2 separate regions of the Homo sapiens genome follow, and region 1 is linked to region 2. Evidence: read pairs that join two places in POLR2A ChIA-PET (ENCODE). Cell type or tissue: MCF 10A. All regions are shown on one strand. Each heading gives the region's core, and the rest is flanking DNA. Links, peaks and the distances in the headings are about the cores only.

Region 1 (4,403 bases), core at 110-4,109, 500 kb before region 2:
CCTCAGAAGAAGAGACGTAGCAATCTGGAGCTTTATGAAATGTATTGTTAGTATGATTAGAACTCTGTACAAGCCTATAAATGAACAAATGCTGTTAGTGGCTATAGAAATGGAAAATAAAATACATGAAAGATACAATGGAGAAATAGTTGGTAACAGTCCATGATGAAAAAATAAAACACGCAAGTCAGAGGAGTAGGTAATAGTTAATGTTTGAAAAACTGGGGAAAGGCTGATAACAACGGAATTGGAAAGCATGTTTCTGGGATTCAGTCTGGGGAGATCGATGCCTTTAGTGGGTGAGTAGGAAGAAGCAAAGGCAGAAAAAAAGAGCGAAAGAAGCTAAGTAAACAGAGAAAACTTAAGTAACCCAGGGGGTGTGTGTTAAAGAAACTAGAGTGGAAGAAAACTACAAGAGACTTGCTGCAGACTAACAGCCTTTTAAGAGAGAGCTCCAACAAAAAAGGTAAGACTATACCATGATACTTAATCTTTACGAGTGCATTAATCATCTGACAGAGAGGGGTGAGGAAACGGAAGCATTCATTATTTCTCTTTGGCATTTCCAGGAGATGAATGACATGAGATGGTACAGTTGAAGAAACACCAAGGCCAAGGAAAGGTTTTTCTCAAGAAATGTTACCTGGTTGGCAAAACGGCCAAAAGGAAATTGTGATCAATTGTAAAACCAGAAGAGAATGAATGAAAGAGACATCCGTGAACCTTCTGAATGGGAAGTTCATTGAAATTAATCCATTTGAATCAGTTGGATGAATGTGGAAGATAATTAATATTAATTTCTGATTGATTCTTACTTAGTGTTTAGCTTTTATGTCTTCTAAATTCAGATGGTGGATGAATGTAAGAACTACGTGATTTTTCATGAGTCTAAATTTTATCAAATAGTGTTAAAACACACTGATGAAATAATACACAGTAACTGACTCATTGGCACTAAAAAAAGGAAGCAAGGTTTTAGCAATATTGTTGAAGAGGATTTTATTAAAACTATACTTTTCATATGGCTAAACTATAATGGTATTTTGCAGTAAGACAAAATAGCTACATAGGATCTTTGAGAATTATCCAGAAAAGCTAACAAATTTCCCCAAGATGAGGAAACAAAAATAAACTTGCTCAATGATTTATATTGAATATACCTTATTTATAGTCTTTTTTTTTTTGTTGTTTTTTTGAGACAGAGTCTTGCTCTGTCGCCCAGGCTGGAGTGCAGTGGTGCAATCTTGGCTTACTGCAACCTCTGCCTCCCAAGTTCAAGTGATTCTTCTGCCTCAGGCTTCCGAGTAGCTGGAACTACAGGCGTGCGCCACCACGCCCGTCTAATTTTTGTATTTTTAGTAGAGATGGGATTTCAACATATTGGCCAGGCTGGTCTCAAACTCCTGACCTCGTGATACACCCGCCTCAGCCTCCCAAAGTGCTGGGATTACAGGCATGAGCCACTGTGCCCGGCCTTATTTACAGTCTTTAAAATTCGAAGACAAGCTGGTTATAAATCTACTGTTGAATGTGGATTTTTTGGTATCTCAGGGTCAACATTCACTATGTTGCTGTTCATTCAGCTCTGTCGAAACTCAAATCATTCACAAGAAAAAAGTTATGAACAAAACACCCTTAGCTTTTTGACACGAGTTAAACATTCTTGTTTTGAAACTGAGTATGAGTCTAGAGGCTAAGTAGCTATCCCCAGATCATAAGGCAATAGGGACTACTTGTTCCTGAAAAGATACAGCCTCATTTCTGCACTGTGTGTTATGCGATGACTCATTTGTTATTCCGGTTAATCATGTACAAAGCTATTCAAAAGAATTCCAGATCAACATGAATAGTATTATAAATCCAGGCAGGAGTTCAGAGGTTTTTATAAGAGATATCTATAATTATTGCTTAGACTGCCAAAAGCACAATAAAAGAAACTACAACTCTGAATAGCAGGCATAAAATTCATATTAGCCTTATGGAATACACACAGATTACATTCTAACATTCAATTAATTCAAGGTTAAGGCTACATCCACATTTGAAGAGCTAGCAAAGTGAGGATCTCCATTATTTTGTAAGTCATTGAGCAATATATTGGACTGTTGGCTGCTATATTTAGTATAATATGATATAGCCTTTGAATGGTTATTAAAAGTATGATTTTTGTAAAGCTTTTATTTTTTAGAATATAAATGTTAAGTATAAAAATTCAATCATCTCAGCATGTGTAAAGAAAGTTAAAAAAAAAGCTTGAAATTCCACCACCAGAAATAACCACTGTCAATTCGTCTGCATCAGCATTTCACTGACTGCATACTATTCCATTTTATATCTGTGCTGTGTTTCACATAAACCAATTTCACATTGATGAAATATGGTTTGCTGTACATTTTTCACAATTATGAAAACAATCATGGATATCTTTCTGTCTACAATGATTTCCATTTGTGATCTTTTTTTCCACAAGATGCCCCAGAAATGTGATTGCTGAACATTTTATATCTTAATACATTTTTTCAAATTTTCTCATCAGAAAGTTTATATCAATTTGCACTCCTTCACTATAAGATAAACGTACCCATTATTAATACTTGGCAACTCCAGTCTGTCAAATTTTTAATCTTTTCAAGACACTAGAGAAAAATATGTTATATTATTACTTTTAATTCTTTTTAGATTTTAGAGATAGGGTCTTGCTTTGCCATCCAGGCTGGAGTCCAGTGGCACAATCCCAGCTTGGTGCAACCTTGATCTCTCAGGCTCAAGCAAGCCTCTTGTCCCAGCCTCCCATGTAGCTGGGACTACAGGTGTGTGCCACCACACCTGGCTAATTTTCTCAATTTTTTGAAGAGACAGGGTCTTGTAATGTTGTCCAGACTAGTCTCGAATTCCTTGTCTCAAGCAATCTTCCTGCTTTGGCCTCCCAAAATGCTGGGATTATAGGTGTGAGCCACTGTACCTGGCTAAATATTTCACATTTTATTTTAAAATTTGGTCGTATTTTCAAATATTTGCTGTGAGTTGTGGGGTTTTTTATTGAGGATATTTTTCCAGTGTCTTCTTTTTAATTAGTTATTTTTATATACATTTAAGGTTTACATTATGATGTTTTGAAATACATATGCATATGTATGTGTGTATATATATATATATATATATATATATATATATATATACACACACCCACATAATTACTACAGTCAAGCAAAGTAACATATTCATCACTTCATGCAGTCATCTTTTTTGTGGTTAAGGGTACTTAAAATCTACTGTCCTTGCAAATGTTCAATATACAATACAATATTTAACTCTACAAATGTTCAGTGTACAATACAATATTTAACTCTAGTCCTCAATGCTGTGCATTAGCTCTCTAGACTTATTCATCCTATACAATGCAAGTTTGTAGCTTTTGACCTACATCTCCCCATTTCCTTCCACTCCCTGCCCCTGGTAACCACAATTCTACTCTCTATTTCTATCTATTTGACATTTTTTGGATTCCACATATAAGTGAGATCATAAACCAGACACAGAAATAACCTATGCCAATATATAGAAGAAACAATTTCCAAGATATGGAAACAACCAATTCATCAATGAATAAATGAATAAAACAATTTTGGTGTGTATATATAAACTGAAATTGTGCGTGTATTCATTATCTATCTATCTATCTATCTATCTATCTATCTATCTATCTATCATCTACACACACACAACATATTTATACATGTCTTCCAGATTCATTCATGTTGTCAGAAATGGCAGTGACTCCTTTTTTTTGTTTTGTTTTTTGAGATGGAGTTTCGCTCTTGTTGCCCAAGCTGGAGTGCAATGGCATGATCTCAGCTCACTGCAACCTCCATCTCCCGGGTTCATGCAATTCTCCCGCCTCAGCCTCCCGAGTAGTTGGGATTACAGGTATGCGCCACCATGCCCAGCTAATTTTGTATTTTTTTAGTGGAGATGGGATTTCTCCACGTTGGTCAGGCTGGTCTTGAACTCCTGGCCTCAGGTGATCCACTTGCCTCAGCCTCCCAAAGTGCTGGGATTACAGGCATGAGTCACTGGGCCCAGCCATCCTTTTCTAAGACTCAATAATATTTCATTGTATACACATATACAAATGTTCAGTGTACAATACAATATCTAACTCTACATTTCATTGTACTCTAATATTTCATTGTACTCTAATATTTCATTGTATATACATATACAATACAATGAAATATTGTGGTGTATATATATGTGCATACATACATTTACAATTTTGGCATATATATATTTGGTGCGTGTATATGTATTTCTATACTATTATATATAATGTTTGTATATATTGTTGTGTATATATTACAGTTATTACTACAGTCAGCATATTTATCTGTATCAGGGTATCT
Region 2 (4,403 bases), core at 267-4,266:
TGATATTCACCAGGTTGGACTTCCAAAGGGGTCCCAGAAACCTGTTTTGTACATTCTTAGTCCTCACTACGTTAAAGATACATGAGGGTAGGAATAAGTGATCAGAAGGATCATTTACTTAAAGAAAACGTCCCCTCTGTTTCCTCTGCAGTGCCCCTCAGCAAGGAGTGCCTCCTGTAAACATTTATGAACAGAGGTTGCCAGGACCCCTTTGCAGAGGTCAATATTGCATTCCCTGGAATCTTATCTATCTGACAGTGTCATGAGGTAGTGGATGTGAGAGAGAACTTGGATTTTCCCTGGATCTTCTCTGGGTAAAATATTTGGAATGGAAAGATGACCTCAACTGACGCATGGACCACAAAAGACTAAGGCACACATGGCTGGGTCAAGAATGCTGAAGGCAAAAGCTCCTCAGCTGTGGGCTGCAGGGTTCCTGCAAGACTCACAAATGAGCAAAGAGAATGAGTCAGTAGATTACGTGTCAAACCTAGACAGAGGCACCTTCAGGTGACAATCATGTCCAGGAAGGTTTTAGGACAGGATCCGTTTCCAGCCCATTCTCTACTTTTTTCTGTTCTACACCCGTAACTTTACAGGAATCAGAAAACAAAGTTCTTAAATAGGGTGGGGAATATTAGACCACAAAATCCCTTCCCTAACAACAGGATCCCTGTCTTCTAGCAAGCTTAAACCAATAGAGTTCATCTCCAATGAATTTTAGATGTTTTCTTTCTTCACCTGAATTAAACATTCTAATGATGGAACTGAGGCTATTCATGGACAGATAGAAATGACTGGAAAATTGTCTATCACTAAAGAGTGAACTGAAAATGTTTGCCTCTGTGCTCCACTTCGTTCACACGCAGGAGAAAAACTTGTCCCACGGAGTGGGTTTGAAAGCTCAGCGGGAACAGAAAAAGAGTAATTGTTTTCTGATCTACTGCAGATCCTTTTTTTTTTTCCAACATGATGGATATAATTATAACCACAGACTCAAATCAGTGAGAGTATATTCAGAAGAAAAGATTTTAAGGATGGCTACCACATCAGACACCCCATTCGGTAAAAATTGCAAGGAACTGAATTGTGGTTCATGAGTGTGTTGATTTAGGGATAATCATTGAACTGTTTAGTTATGATTTGTGTGCTTTTCTGTTTATAATGCAATCCAAAAAACTTTAAAAAATTACCTGGTTTGACAAGTCTATTTGAAAATGACTTTATATCGGCCGAGCGCGGTGGCTCACGCCTGTAATCCCAGCACTTTGGGAGGCCGAGGTGGGCGGATCACTAGGTCAGGAGATCGAGACCATCCTGGCTAACATGGTGAAACCCCGTCTCAACTAAAAATACAAAAAATTAGCTGGGCATGGTGGCAGGCGCCTGTAGTCCCAGCTACTTGGGAGGCTGAGGCAGGAGAATGGTGTGAGGAGTAGGTTTCAGTGAGCCGAGATCGCGCCACTGCACTGCAGTCTGGGCGACAGAGTGAGACTGTCTCAAAAAAAAAAAAAAGTAGTGTGCCTGGTGAAAGTTAAAACAGCTCTAAGTTCGCTGTGTTTGTGAGTGACACTCAGATACAAGGGCAGCTAAGAGCCCCTCACAGTTATCACATTCCTCGTGCTTAGAAATGTCCCAAAGTCTCACAATAGATATGCACATTGAAAAGGGGCTTCTATCACTGTAAGTTACTCGGATGTGCTCTGGTCAAGGAATAGGCCGAGGTGAATATCCGGGCCCACATGACTCAGAGAGTTTGGCAGGGAGGAGCACACCTCCACTTGTTATATAACCTCTTTGTGTAAGTTTGTGCTTGGCTTGGAGCCACTATTGTCTGTAGAAGGTATAATTGCCCTGCTGATGCTGTGCACAGGGCTTGGCTCAGTTCAGTGTGGCTTGACGTGGCAGGCACACTGGCACCCAGAGAAAGAGAGAGAACCAGAGCTGTCTGTCTTGCAGATGGACAGAGGGGAGCCAGGGCATGGGTCAGCATGACACAGCACAGCACGGCTTGCACTCATGCCCAGAGAGAGAAAGAGTTAAGCTGCTGACCCTGAAGGCAGAGGAGAGCTGGCCGCGCAGCCGTGTGTAGGAGCCGCTGTCTCAAGGAGCCAAGACAGGGTACACAGTGTAAAGAGCTAGTGTGAGAAAGCTGTTGATGAGAGCTGACGCTGAATAAAACCATATTCACCTGCAGACGACCTCCCTCTCCCTTCCCCAGTGTTCTTTCTGCCCATCCACCCACTCCCTTCAGACCACAGCATGGGCTGGACCTGGACCCCGGGATCTAACAATCAGCAAAAAAAAAAAAAGTTAAAAAAACAAACTTAAAAATTTCCAGTTAGGAACCTTGCAAGCATCTTTCCCAAATCATACCTGCTTCATCAGCACTTAAACGCCAAGAAAATCTGCAGCAATCAAAGTTAAAGCACCTTTTCTCTCATCTGGGCTGCTTCTCTTTCTGTTTCTCTTGCCCCTCCTCTGGGCAAATCAAGCTTCACTAAGTGAAGCGGGAGTCCCGCCTTCTAGCAAACAGTCTGTAGCTATAGCCAAGGAGAAATATAGCCCCAGGGATATAGATGGGAAATGAAATCACCTGGCCCCTGACTCAGTCCATCTCCCAGGCTAACTGGGAGCTACTGGATACAGGCATCAGGAAGGTGATGTGAAAGATGCCGCAGGTGAAAGAGAAGAAGAACGCGGAGCACCTGAGCAGCTGTGGAGCCTCGGATTCGTTGGAAGGCACATTCTTGGAAGAATAGGTGGGCTTCAACTGAATGTCGTCCTAACAGAATCAGGGCTCACCTTGGTGTACATTGTGAGTTTTTAGAGAAGCCTGGATTTTAAAGCAGTCTGGATTTTTTTTATTTGTATAAACTTATTGGGTACAAGTGCAATTTTGTTCCATGCGTAGATTGTGTAATGTGTAAATCAGGGTGTTTGGTGTAATAACTAACTATTAAAGTAATTTCTCATCATCCAACCCCTCTCACTCTCTCACTTTTCTGAGTCTCCATTGTCTATGATTCAACTCTCTGTGTCCATGTGTACACATTTTTTAGCTCCAATTTAGGAGTGAGAACATGCAATATTTGTCTTTCTGTATTTGACTTGTTTCACTTCAGATAATGGCCTCCAGTTCCATCCATGTTGCTGCAACAGACAGGATTTCATTTATTTTTATGGTGAATAGTTTTTATTGTGTATATGTAACATTTATATTTTATATTTATATTTCCTTTTTTTTTTTTTTTTTTTGAATGAGGTCTTGCTCTGTAACCCAGGCTGGAGTGTGGTGGAGTGATCACAGCTCATTGCAGCCTCAACTTCCCAGGCTCAAACAATCTTCCCATCTCAGCCCACCAAGCAGCTTGGACCACGGGCACACACCACCATGCCCAGCTAATTTTTTTTTTTTAGAGAAAGGTTTCCCTGCATTGACCAGGCTGCTCCCAAACTCCTGGGCTCAAGCAATCCTCCTGCCTTGGCTTCCCAAAGTGCAGGGATAACAGGCGTGAGCCACTGCCTCCAGTCACCATTTATATTTCTTGACGTTTAAATGTTGTCACCTAATTTAAAAAATGATTTGGTCCAGTGTATGTGGGCCACACTGTCATCTGTAGGTCAAATGTAGCCATGAGTGCCCAAGTTTTCATCTCACAATGCTGAAACTTGATTCAGTTGACATAGAAAAGCCTGAATTCAGCATACAAAAGATATTTGTGCCAAAATAGAATGTAAGAAATTATAAAATGTAGGGGTAGCACAGATCCCAGATGAGTCCTCCCCTACTTGTCTACCAAATGATGTCTTAAGCCAGCAGTTCTCAAAGTAAAGGCTATGGGCCCTTGAGAGTCCCAGAGACCCTTTTATGGTGTATTTATTTCTATTTCTAAATTTTCGATTCATGTCAAACAAGTTACTGCAAACTTTTTGGCTTAACACAGCACACATTTATGGTCTAACAGTGTCCATGGGTCAGGAGTCCAGGTAAAATGTGAACAGTCCCTGTCCTGGGTCTCCCAAGGCCACCATCAATGTGTTGGCAGGTCTGCCTACTGGATATTCCAGGGGAAAGCCATGTGTAGCCTCATTCATGTTGTTTGCAGAATTGGCTTCACACAGTCATAGGACTACAGTCCTGTTCCCATGCTGGGTGTTGATCCAGGGTTGTTTTCCACTTCTAGTTAGTTCTAGCATCTTCTAGTTGCTGCCTGCCTTCCTTGGCTATGACCTCCTCCATCTCCAAAGCCAGCAACAGTGGGTGAAGTTCTCATGTTTCAAACTTTCTGAGATCTGCTCTCCTCTCCCGTCCACAGCTCCTGTAATGAGATTGGGCACATCCAGGCCATCTTCTATTTTACTGTCCGCATAACACAATCCAGGAAGTGAAATCTCAGCAT

The links. Peaks named below come from ENCODE experiments on the same cell type or tissue, not always from the same donor. Only the 100,000 strongest peaks of a DNase experiment are listed, where the experiment ranks them.
Region 1: POLR2A ChIA-PET joins it to region 2 with 9 read pairs; 2 of 35 experiments call an interaction of 5 or more read pairs at or near these places.

The regions. Positions count from the first base shown.
Region 1 is chr6:164,320,987-164,325,389 of GRCh38, forward strand. No RefSeq gene overlaps it. Among named protein-coding and RNA genes, the nearest start is that of MEAT6, 500 kb to the right of the region's middle. In MCF 10A, for the core only: no CTCF peak of the experiment used is centred there; a DNase peak (open chromatin) is centred at 1,755.
Region 2 is chr6:164,825,202-164,829,604 of GRCh38, forward strand. No RefSeq gene overlaps it. Among named protein-coding and RNA genes, the nearest start is that of MEAT6, 5.3 kb to the left of the region's middle. In MCF 10A, for the core only: no CTCF peak of the experiment used is centred there; DNase peaks (open chromatin) are centred at 1,810 and 2,550.